2 separate regions of the Homo sapiens genome follow, and region 1 is linked to region 2. Evidence: read pairs that join two places in POLR2A ChIA-PET (ENCODE). Cell type or tissue: A673. All regions are shown on one strand. Links, peaks and the distances in the headings refer to the core of each region. The heading gives the core; the rest is flanking DNA.

Region 1 (4,000 bases), core at 1-4,000, 1.7 Mb after region 2:
ATGGGATGAAGGAGTGAATGAACTGGCAGATCACTGATCGCTCTGCACCTCAGTTTTCCCATCTGTCAAGTGAGGATGTGATCGCTGTAACCGCTTCACAAGATGGCTTAGAATAGCAATGAGTCAGCCAGGTACAGTGGCTCACACCTGTAATCCCAGCACTTTGGGAGGACGAGGCAGGAGGATCATCTGAGGTCAGGAGTTCGAGACCAGCCTGGCCAACATGGCAAAACCCCATCTCTACTAAAAATACAAAAAAAATTGGCCAGGTTTGGTGGTGTGTGCCTATAATCCCAGCTACTAGGGAGGCTGAGGCAGGAGAATTGCTTGACCTGGGAGGTGGAGCTTGCAGTGAGCTGAGATCATGCCACTGCACTCCAGCCCGGGTGACAGAGGGAGACTCCGTCTGAAAAAAAAAAAAAAAAAAAAAAAAAAAAAAAGAATAGCAATGAGTCCATAGGAAGCAGAACCTGTTATCAACACACCAGCCACAAAGCTGCCTTCAAGAGAATATTGCTAGCCCCATTTTCCAGGTGAAGAAACTGAGGCTCAGAAAAGTGTTAAGAGGCTTGGCCAAGGTTCCATGGGAGTGAGGATGGAGACATTGTTCAAATCCAGGCAGCCTGCTTCCCAGGCCCATGAGGCCACCTTGCCTCCAATCCTAGAGCTTTCGTCCTGTGACAGGTTCTGGACAAGGTCCCCCCACAGCTAGGGGACTGTCAGTCTCGGTTACCCTTTCATTTGTTGACATGCAATGGAGCCAATTACAAAAACTACTCTGCCTTCCACCTCAGATGCTGTGGCCCTTCACCAAGGAGGCCTCCGACAAAACAGATTTGGGATGACAGGATCGCTTAATATGCTCGATGCTCTTAGGAACAGAGCAGGGTTCTGTTTTCAATGGCACACCCTAGGCCCCACACGGTTCAAGTCCACACTGAACCTCCTGACATCCCATTCCCATAAGCATGAGAGAAGTTGGATGATTTGTCCCATGTCACTCAGCCCAGAAATGGCCATGATGGGAGGGCAAGTCCACACTTCTCCCACTTCACCGTGTAATCTCCGACTAAGGAAGAAATAAATATGATTCCATCTAACATGCGATCTCAGGAGGCTGCATGTAAATGTTGCTCCCCAGGTGCTTGGAGGAGCTACAGAGAGTCACACCCCATCGGGTACTGCCTCCGACGTACATGGCAGCCTCAGCTCCCCATTCCACTTCCGGACTCCTCTAGAGACTGATAGGAGACTGAATCCAAGCCTGCTCTCAAACGGTGTGCCTGGGAGGGTCCGAGCACGGAGTTGATTGATTTCACGGTAATAGGGCTTAGCACCAAGGAACCTGCCTGCACTCAGAAAGCATGTGCCGGCACTGACACAGGTCATTGGCATCACAGCCAGAAGTCACTGAATGCCCACAGTACACCAAGCCCTGTGCTGGGTACTGCCACTGTATCTCATTTAATCCTGTAACAATCGTCTCCATTTTTCACATGAGGAAACTGAGGCACAGAGGAGAGTAAGTCATTTATCCCAAGTCACATAGCTAGTAAAGAAGCCATGATTTAAAAAACTTTAGCAGAGTAGGTTGTGAGTGAGGACTGGGATGAGGGAAGGCTCTGGGCTGTTATGGGGCAACCTTGCTTCCACGTTTATCTAACAACCCACACCTCCCAGCCCTGGGTGCTTTCAACTGGGGCACTTTGTGGGTGACAACTGGGTGAAACAGCCAAGCGCACACGCTGCCCCGCCCCGCCCGCCTCACCTGGGCAAGGTGGGGGGCCAGGCTGGTGGAAGGAAGGCCACCACACTGAAAGTAGCAGCGTCTTTGTGTTGAGGGGAGCTCAGCGCAGTGTGCTCAATTCCTCTTGAATCACATTGGCAAGAATTCCAGGAGCAGCGTGGAGTTGCCTTGTGATTTTCCAAGACAGAGAGTGAGAATGGGCTGGAATAAAACCAGCAATCGAAAGCAGCATCGGAAGGAAAACAATGCTGAAATGTGACATATGCCTGTGCGCGCCTGGCACTGGAGGGCTGAAGCCGGGTGAGCAGCCCGCAGAAGCCATGGTCACGGGCCCGGCTCCACCAGCAACTGCCCCCCGGCAAGGGTAGGGGGATTTCCTGTTTGATTTGGAAGGGAATTTGGCAAATATTTGCTGAGCAGCCCCTACATGGTGCCAAGTCCTGTCATGAGCACTGGGGACGGGAGATGACTCAGGCATCCCTGCCCTGCAAGAGCTCACGGCCTAGTGAGGGACAATGACACATAAACACAGAACCACATACAAGAAGGTGGGACAGGTCTGTGCCAGGGAATGAGAGCTGACCTGGGAGGCCCCGGCTTGTGCGGGTACCAGGAGCAGAGTCGTGGGGGGATTGTCCCCATCTGCTCCCCAGAGGAGGCTGGGCAGTCAGTGCAAGCTGGAAGCCACCAGCCACTGGGCTACTGTCCTCCCTGCAGCTCTGGTGGCAGGGAGCCAAGGCGAATGAGTCAGGCTCTTCTAGGGGACTGCTTACTCAGGCAGCCAGAGGCAAGAGGAGCTGTGAGGGCCTCCTCTCGGGGGTGGCAGGCTGGGGGAGGGGCCGCGCAGATATTCAAGGTGTTCCATCTGGCTGCTAAATTCCAGCAGTTGGCACAGGCTGGCATTTGAACACAGGTCTTTCTGATCTCCCAAGCAAAGCCTATCTCAGTACATCAGCATTTCACCTGTGTGCCTGTGTCCCCGCACCATCCCACCCCTGCCATTCCCTCCCTCCCCCGGCCCCAGAATCACCCCAGGTCCTGCTTCTTTGGCCCCACTCCTTCCTGGGGCCAGGTAATCTGCTGCCCCTCAGCCCGGGTCACAGGAGAGAACCTGGGTTTTGAAGCCAGGAAGACTCCACGGCATACCCTTCCTGGATTCATGAACTTGGGCAAGGTAATTTGCCTCTCTGAGCCTCAGTTTCCTCACATGAAATAAGTAACGTGAAACAGCACAGTGTTCACTGTGGAGCAGCCTTTGACCTGGTTAACACACTCCTTCCTCTCCTTTCCCGTCCCTGAGAAGTAGCATCAGGGTCGCCATGGGGGACAGCCCTCTCCCCACTCCCTGACTCCACGTGGCCCTGTCCCAGCCTCTTTTCTGACTTGGTAGGGTCGGAGCTTGTGCTGTGGGAAGACAAGTTGCTGCCCAGGCCCTCACCCACAAGAGGACAGAGCCCCCACCCTCCCGCTTTCCCTTAATAATGCCATAGAAATCTCTCAGCAGGCCTGTGCCTACACCTAGCGGGAAGCAGTTGGTATTTTCAGCCCACACCGTCTTAGACTTCTAAGGGCAGTCAGTTTCCTACCCACTGTGTAATGTGGTATTTCCTCCTCTGACTCCAATGCTTCTCTTGCCAAGCCACATGCTGGAGTGAAAGGGCATACATACACTTCGGAGAGCCACCGTCTGGCGCTCCCTCGGCTCCTATAACCTGCACACCCCTTCCTTCCCTCCCAGCGTCATTGCTGTCCCCACCCCAATACCAGGCTCCATCTTATCTTCAGTCTCTGCAGGGAGCCAGTCCTGACCACCCAACCTAAGGAGTCCCTTCCCCGCACACTCTTGCCCTGTCCCCACACCCCGCCTATTCCCCCTGGAGCACTATTGCCCTCTGTGATTACATTATGGTTTGTTACTTTGTTCACTGTCATCATGCCCACAGATTGAAAGCTCCCTGAGGGCAGGAACATTCCTGCTTTGGTCCCTGCAGTGTACCCAGCACCTGGGCAAGGGCTGGATACAGATGTGTTGAATAAAGGACGGAAGGAATTTAAAAAGAGATGGATGAGGAAGACAGGCTTAAATCCCACCCCAACACTTAGAAGCCCTGAGATAGTAAATTATCTAGCTTCTGAGCTGTATTATCCTTATCTAGAAAATGGGAGAAGTAATAACCACTGGAGGGTTATTTTTAAGGCTTTCTCATGTGTGAAAAGCCCAGCATGCAGTGCGTGCTTCTCTCTGCTCCTCTT
Region 2 (5,598 bases), core at 27-4,026:
TGGTGCTTGTGGATTAGCGGGTGGAGGCTTGAAGTTGCTGGAGTGAGGTGGCCAGCCCTTCTACGAGTTATCCTCATTCCTGTCCCTGCACCCTCAGAAGCAGGCTAGACACACCTCTGTGCCTTGGTTACCCTCCTTGGAAAATGAAAATCAGCTCTGTCCAGTGCAGAGAACACCAAGTCTGTGTGTCGTGTCCATCAGCTCAGAACTTCGGGGTTTCTGTTACCCCATGGTTAGGGTTCCTTGGAGTATGAAATGTGCTAAGGAAGCCTCAATGGAGACGGGGACGGAGACTGGGAGTTCCCTGACCACTTCCTTGCAGGGTACTTTCTGCAGCCCCTAGAGATAGTACCAGATTATTTGTTTGGCACATCAGGAAACTGAGGCACAGATGGTCAAGTTGGCCTCCCAAGACCGCTCTAGAAAACTGGCAGAAGCAGCCTGTATGCCCACAGCCCTCCACATGAGTGAGAGCGTGGAAGACAGAACATGCCGAGGGAGACGTTAGACGTCTAGCTCTGCGTTCTAGACGTGGCTTTGTGTGGCTGTGGGAAGGTCATGCAGCTCCTCTGTGCCTCAGTGTCCCCATCTGTAGTTTGTGATAATGCTGCCTGACTGACCAAGAACTGTTCCAAGGCAGAGATGAAATGACAGATGGGAAAGTATTTTGTAAACTCTAAAGTGCCAGCCAGATGTGCAGTTCATTGCTGAGTGCTTAGTAGATGAGCCTCCCCTATGGACACCCTGGAGCTCAGAGGGAGGGAGAGTGTGTGGTGCAGCTGGTTTAAAGGTTTTTCTCTGCGACCCCAAGCTACTCCCGGGGAGGCAGGCATTTGGTAATATCTGCTAGTGCCCAGCGCAGTGGGTGTTCACTGAAGGCTAGTCAAGCAAACCAATGAGAAAATGGGGATTGTGACATGCACAGACATGCACAGTAGCCTCACAGCAGAATAGAAAAATGCCGGGATGGCCAGGTGCGGTGGCTCACACCTGTAACGCCAGCACTTTGGGAAGCCAAGACAGACAGATTGCTGGAGTCCAGGAGTTCGAAACCAACTTGGGCAACATGGTGAGACCCCATCTCTACAAGAAAAATATAAAAAGTAGCTGGGCATGGCGGCACGCGCCTGTAATCTCAGCTACTCAGGAGGCTGAGGTGGGAGAATCACCTGAGCCATGGAGGTTGAGGCTACAGTGAGCTGAGATCACACTCCAGCGTGGGTGTCAGAGTGAGACCATGTCTCAAAAAAAAGGAGGCCAGGAGATATGGCTCACACCTGTAATCCCAGCACTTTGGGAGGCCGAGGCGGGCAGATCACTTGAGGTCAGGAGTTCGAGACCAGCCTGGCCAACATGGTGAAACGCTGTCTCTACTAAAGATACAAAAATTAGCTGGGTGTGGTGGCACATGCCTGTATCCCAGGTACTCTGGAGGCTGAGGCGGAAGAATGGCTTGAATCTGGGAGGTGGAGGTTGCAGTGAGCTGAGATCGTGTCATTGCACTCCAGCCTGGGCGACAAAGCAAGACTCCATCAAAAAAAAAAAAAAAAGAAGGAAAGAAAAGGGCTGAGATGTGGGGGCCAGTCCAGGTTCAGATCCCCAGCGTGTTCCTCATTTGCTGTGTGACCTGGAGTAAGTCACCATATCATTCTGAGCCTCAGTCTTCTCATCTGAAATGAGTGTACCCAGCTCCTTACTGTTTGTGAAATTGGAGTGGGTGTAAAGGACCCTCGTATTATTGAAGCTGTTGGGCTGAGCACTGAAGTCTGGAGCCACTGGCTGGAGGTCAAAGGGCATGGAGACAGCTCTTGGCACAGACTTGTTCCTAGACAGCGCCCATCCCAGGTCCCGTCGCTCTTTTTGCAGACAGGAGACAGGCCCATGGCTGGAGCGGGGACAGCCCAAGATCACTCAGAAAATCCAGAATCTTGTGTGGTGGGACCTCCCTGGGGACAGGACTTCCTGTTTATCTGCATAGTCATCTCATTCATTTTAAAAACTAAGTACAGATTTACTCCTCTTTGTACTGGCTCTAGAGTAAATTCGACCTAGGTTTGGGTGCTGGTTCTTCCTTTTGTGAGCTGTATGCGCTTGAGCAGGTGATGACCTTGTCCATCCTTGGCTTCCCCATCTGCAAAATGGGGTCGTGCAAAGTAATGAGGTCGTGGCGTGTAAAATACCCACGTGTGCTGGGCCCAGCAGTAGTGCTGTGCGCTGCGCCCCCACCATTGGTCTTAGTTTCTAGTTCGGAGTTGATTTCGAAGGGTCTGGGTCCTCTGGGTCTGAGTCTGGGGAGGCGAGTCAGACTCCTGACTCTCCCATCTTCACTGGTGCAAGGGCCTCAGGGGACCCTGCCCTGACTCACCATCCTGCCAGCACCCTCCTGGGCCCCTGTCTTGTTGGTTTGGGGACAGTGGTGATTGTAGGGCGTCCCCGGCCAGCCTTGCTGGCTCCATTTATTCAACACTCTGGCCACATTCTTATCCCCAGTGCTCTGCCAGGGCCTGACTCCAGATGGCCTCTGCCGGTGGGGCTGGATGCGTCCTCCAAGCCCTGCTTTCCAGGATCACCCGAGGGCCAGCACACTATGGATGTGGCTTCTGCCCCTTCTCCCTCTGCATCATAAGGGGTCAGCCAAGAGAGTGGGGCCTGCTTTGTTAAGGCACTGCTGTTGCCCATGCAGGGTCCAGAGGTGGCCAAATCTGGGCCCATTTGCTAGACTTGCATCCTGGGGAACTCTCTAGACCTCTTAGAGTCTCTGGTCCTCAGCTCTGAAAGGGGTGGCGAACAGTGTTGTTCGCTGACAGGTGGTTCCAGGGGTGAGAGTTAGTGTGGGAAATACTCCAGGCCTCTGATGGGTGGGAACTGAGGTTGCCGCCGCTGCTGCTGCCGGGACGGTGGGCTTCATCCCCTGTCCTCCAGTCCACCCATGTCCCCGATTGTGTCCATGTGTCTGTGTAGGTGTCAAGTAGGCCCCCGTGTGAGGCTGGCCACGCCCGTGGCCACCTGGAACTTGCCAAGTTCCCAGCCCCTCTAGGGCCAGCCAAGTCCAAGCCCTTTTCTGTGTCCAAGTTTGTTTTGGGAACTGGCATTCCCTCCACTGTGTCTGACTCATGGGGCATCTTCTGTTCCTGAAATCGGGCAGTTCTAGCTTCTAGGCCTTCGCATGTGGGGCACCCCTGCATCTATGCTCAGCCGGCTCCCAGACACAGCCTCTGCCAGGAAGCCTCACCTGGAGTTTGAGTGGAGAAAAAACACAGGGACTTTGGGGACTAAGTTTCAAATTCTGGCTGTGCCCCATCCAGTTCTGTCAGACCTTAGGCCAGTTACCTAACGTTTCTGAACCTCAGCTTAGCGGTTGTAAGAATTAAGGGAGCTCAGAGAAAAGCCTGGCGGCTTCCTGATAGAATTTAGAGGCCACCAAGGAACTCATTGGTGGCAGGACCTGCTGCAGGGGGAGGCAGCTCTGGCAGGTTTCCAGCACTTGCGGGGGTCAGAGGCTTTGCCTAGCAGCTTGGGTCCCTGTCCCTGGGAAGTTTGTAGCATATGATCATTTGACCTTTGGTGTCTGTTTTTCCACATGTCAAACAGAAATGCAAACAGTAGGCCAGGCACAGTGGCTCACGCCTGTAATCCCAGCACTTGGGAGACCAAGGCGGGCAGATCATTTGAGGTCAGGAGTTTGAGACCAGCCCGGCCAACATGGTGAAACCCCATCTCTACTAATAATACAAAAATTAGCCAGGCGTGGTGGTGTCTGCTTGTAATCCCAGTTACTCGGGAGGCTGAGGCATGAGAATCGCTTGAACCCGGGAGGCAGAAGTTGCAGTGAGCCGAGATCATGCCACTGCACTCCAGCCCAGGCGACAAAGTGAAGCTGTCTCAAAAAAAAAAGAAAAAAGAAATACAAACAGTAGTACTCGAAGAGTGGAGTAAGGGCTCGAGGGGAAGAGGGCCCTGTCTACCACTACCTCCCCAGCACCTCTCCTCCCTGCACACATCTGCCGAATCACCAAGTGCTGCAGGCCCTGCCTCCAAAGTGTCAATCAGTTTCTGCACCCTGCCCAGGCAGGGCCACCGTCAGCTCTTGCCTGGTCTCTGTAGTGGCCTTCCCAGGCCTTCCACTACCCCTCTAGCCTCCTCCAGCCCTTTCGTATCCACCAGGTAGCCTCAACAGGGTGATTTTTGTCCCCCAGGAGACATATGTCAAGATCTGGAGACCTTTTGGTTGTTACAATTCAGGGGGAAAGGGGTGCCCTGGCATCTAGTGGGTAGAAGTCATGGGTGCTGTTAGACTGTGCAGTGCCCAGGGCAGCCCCACAACCAGGAATTCTCCAGCTCCAGTGTCAGTAGTGCCACGGTTGAGAGATCCTGTGATCACACACCTGAACATGGCCCTTGGTGCCTCAGGCTGAAGGCCAGGATCTTAGCCGGCCATTCAAGACCCTTCAGATCTCTTCCCTGCCCACCTCTTCCACTGTCTTTTTCTGCCACCCCATGGTTCCCGCTGCACCTGCTGCTGTTGGGCCTCTGCTTGTGCCGTGACCTCTCTTGTCTGTCCAGTACAGTCCTGTTTGGGAGCCAGGAGCCCTTGCAGCCTGCCCTCCCGGAGGCTCTCCTTTCCTCATAGCATGGCTTATTCCCTCTTCCCCTCCTCCCACTGGGTGGACACCGGCTCATCTCTAGCCTAGGGGCTGCACTTCCCACCAAGCCGAACATCATGGAGCATTGACTGTGTGCCAGGCACTCTTGTAAGCATGTTTGTCTGTCAGAACATCCCAATGAGCCAGATAGTGTCATCGGTTTACACATGAGGTACCTGGGGCTCAGAGGGGTGAAGTGCCTTGTCCGACGACCCCTGGCCAGGGGATGTCCGAGTCAGGATTTGGGCTCTAGTAGGTTGGCTCTGAAACTCACACTTCAACCGCTGCACTCTCCTGCCTCTCTGCTCATGGGGAAATGGAGCATGGCCAGGGGACTCTAAGGATCCTCACTGTCCCCTGGAAACCTGTGTGGCTCATCCCAGTGACGAGCATTGATGTGTCAAAAGCTCTTTACAGTTTGCAAAGTACTTTCATTCCTGTTGCTGGCTAGATTGAGTTATTCATTCTGTTTTTCTTTTTCTTTTATTAAAAATCCAAATACTCAAAAATCAAAACACAAAAATGTGTTAAGTGAAAGAAGCCAGTCACAAAAAATCACGTTGTATGATTCTGTTTGATTCTATTTCTGTGAAATGTCCAGAAAAGACAAATCCATAGAGACAGAATGTAGATTAGTTGGGGGGCAGGGGATGGAGCGAGGAGATAGGACCTTACCCCACTAAAGGCTACAGGTGTTTTCAGGGTGATGAAAATACAGCCCTCCTGGGCCAGGCACAGTGGCTCATGCCTGTAATTCCTGCACATTGGGAGGCTGAGGCAGGTGAATCACTTGAGCCCAGGAGTTGGAGACCAGCCTAGAGATGGCAAACCCTGTCTACAAAAAATACAAAAATTAGCCAGGTGTGGTGGCTTGCGCCTGTAGTCCAGCTACTCGAGAGGCTGAAGTGGGAGGCTCACTTGCGCCCCAGAGGTTGAGGCTGCAGTGAGCTGTGTT

Evidence for each region. Peaks named below come from ENCODE experiments on the same cell type or tissue, not always from the same donor. Only the 100,000 strongest peaks of a DNase experiment are listed, where the experiment ranks them.
Region 1: POLR2A ChIA-PET joins it to region 2 with 5 read pairs; 2 of 35 experiments call an interaction of 5 or more read pairs at or near these places.

Annotation. Positions count from the first base shown.
Region 1 is chr22:36,658,407-36,662,406 of GRCh38, reverse strand. All of the region lies in intron 1 of CACNG2 (calcium voltage-gated channel auxiliary subunit gamma 2), which reads left to right. Among named protein-coding and RNA genes, the nearest start is that of CACNG2, 43 kb to the left of the region's middle. In A673, for the core only: no CTCF peak of the experiment used is centred there; a DNase peak (open chromatin) is centred at 2,476; H3K27ac peaks cover 2,318 bases.
Region 2 is chr22:38,307,761-38,313,358 of GRCh38, reverse strand. The region is part of intron 6 of TPTEP2-CSNK1E (TPTEP2-CSNK1E readthrough); the gene reads left to right. All of the region lies in intron 2 of CSNK1E (casein kinase 1 epsilon), which reads left to right. Among named protein-coding and RNA genes, the nearest start is that of CSNK1E, 6.9 kb to the left of the region's middle. RefSeq lists enhancers at 1,835-1,884, 1,898-2,677, 2,645-2,734. In A673, for the core only: no CTCF peak of the experiment used is centred there; a DNase peak (open chromatin) is centred at 1,948; H3K27ac peaks cover 3,503 bases.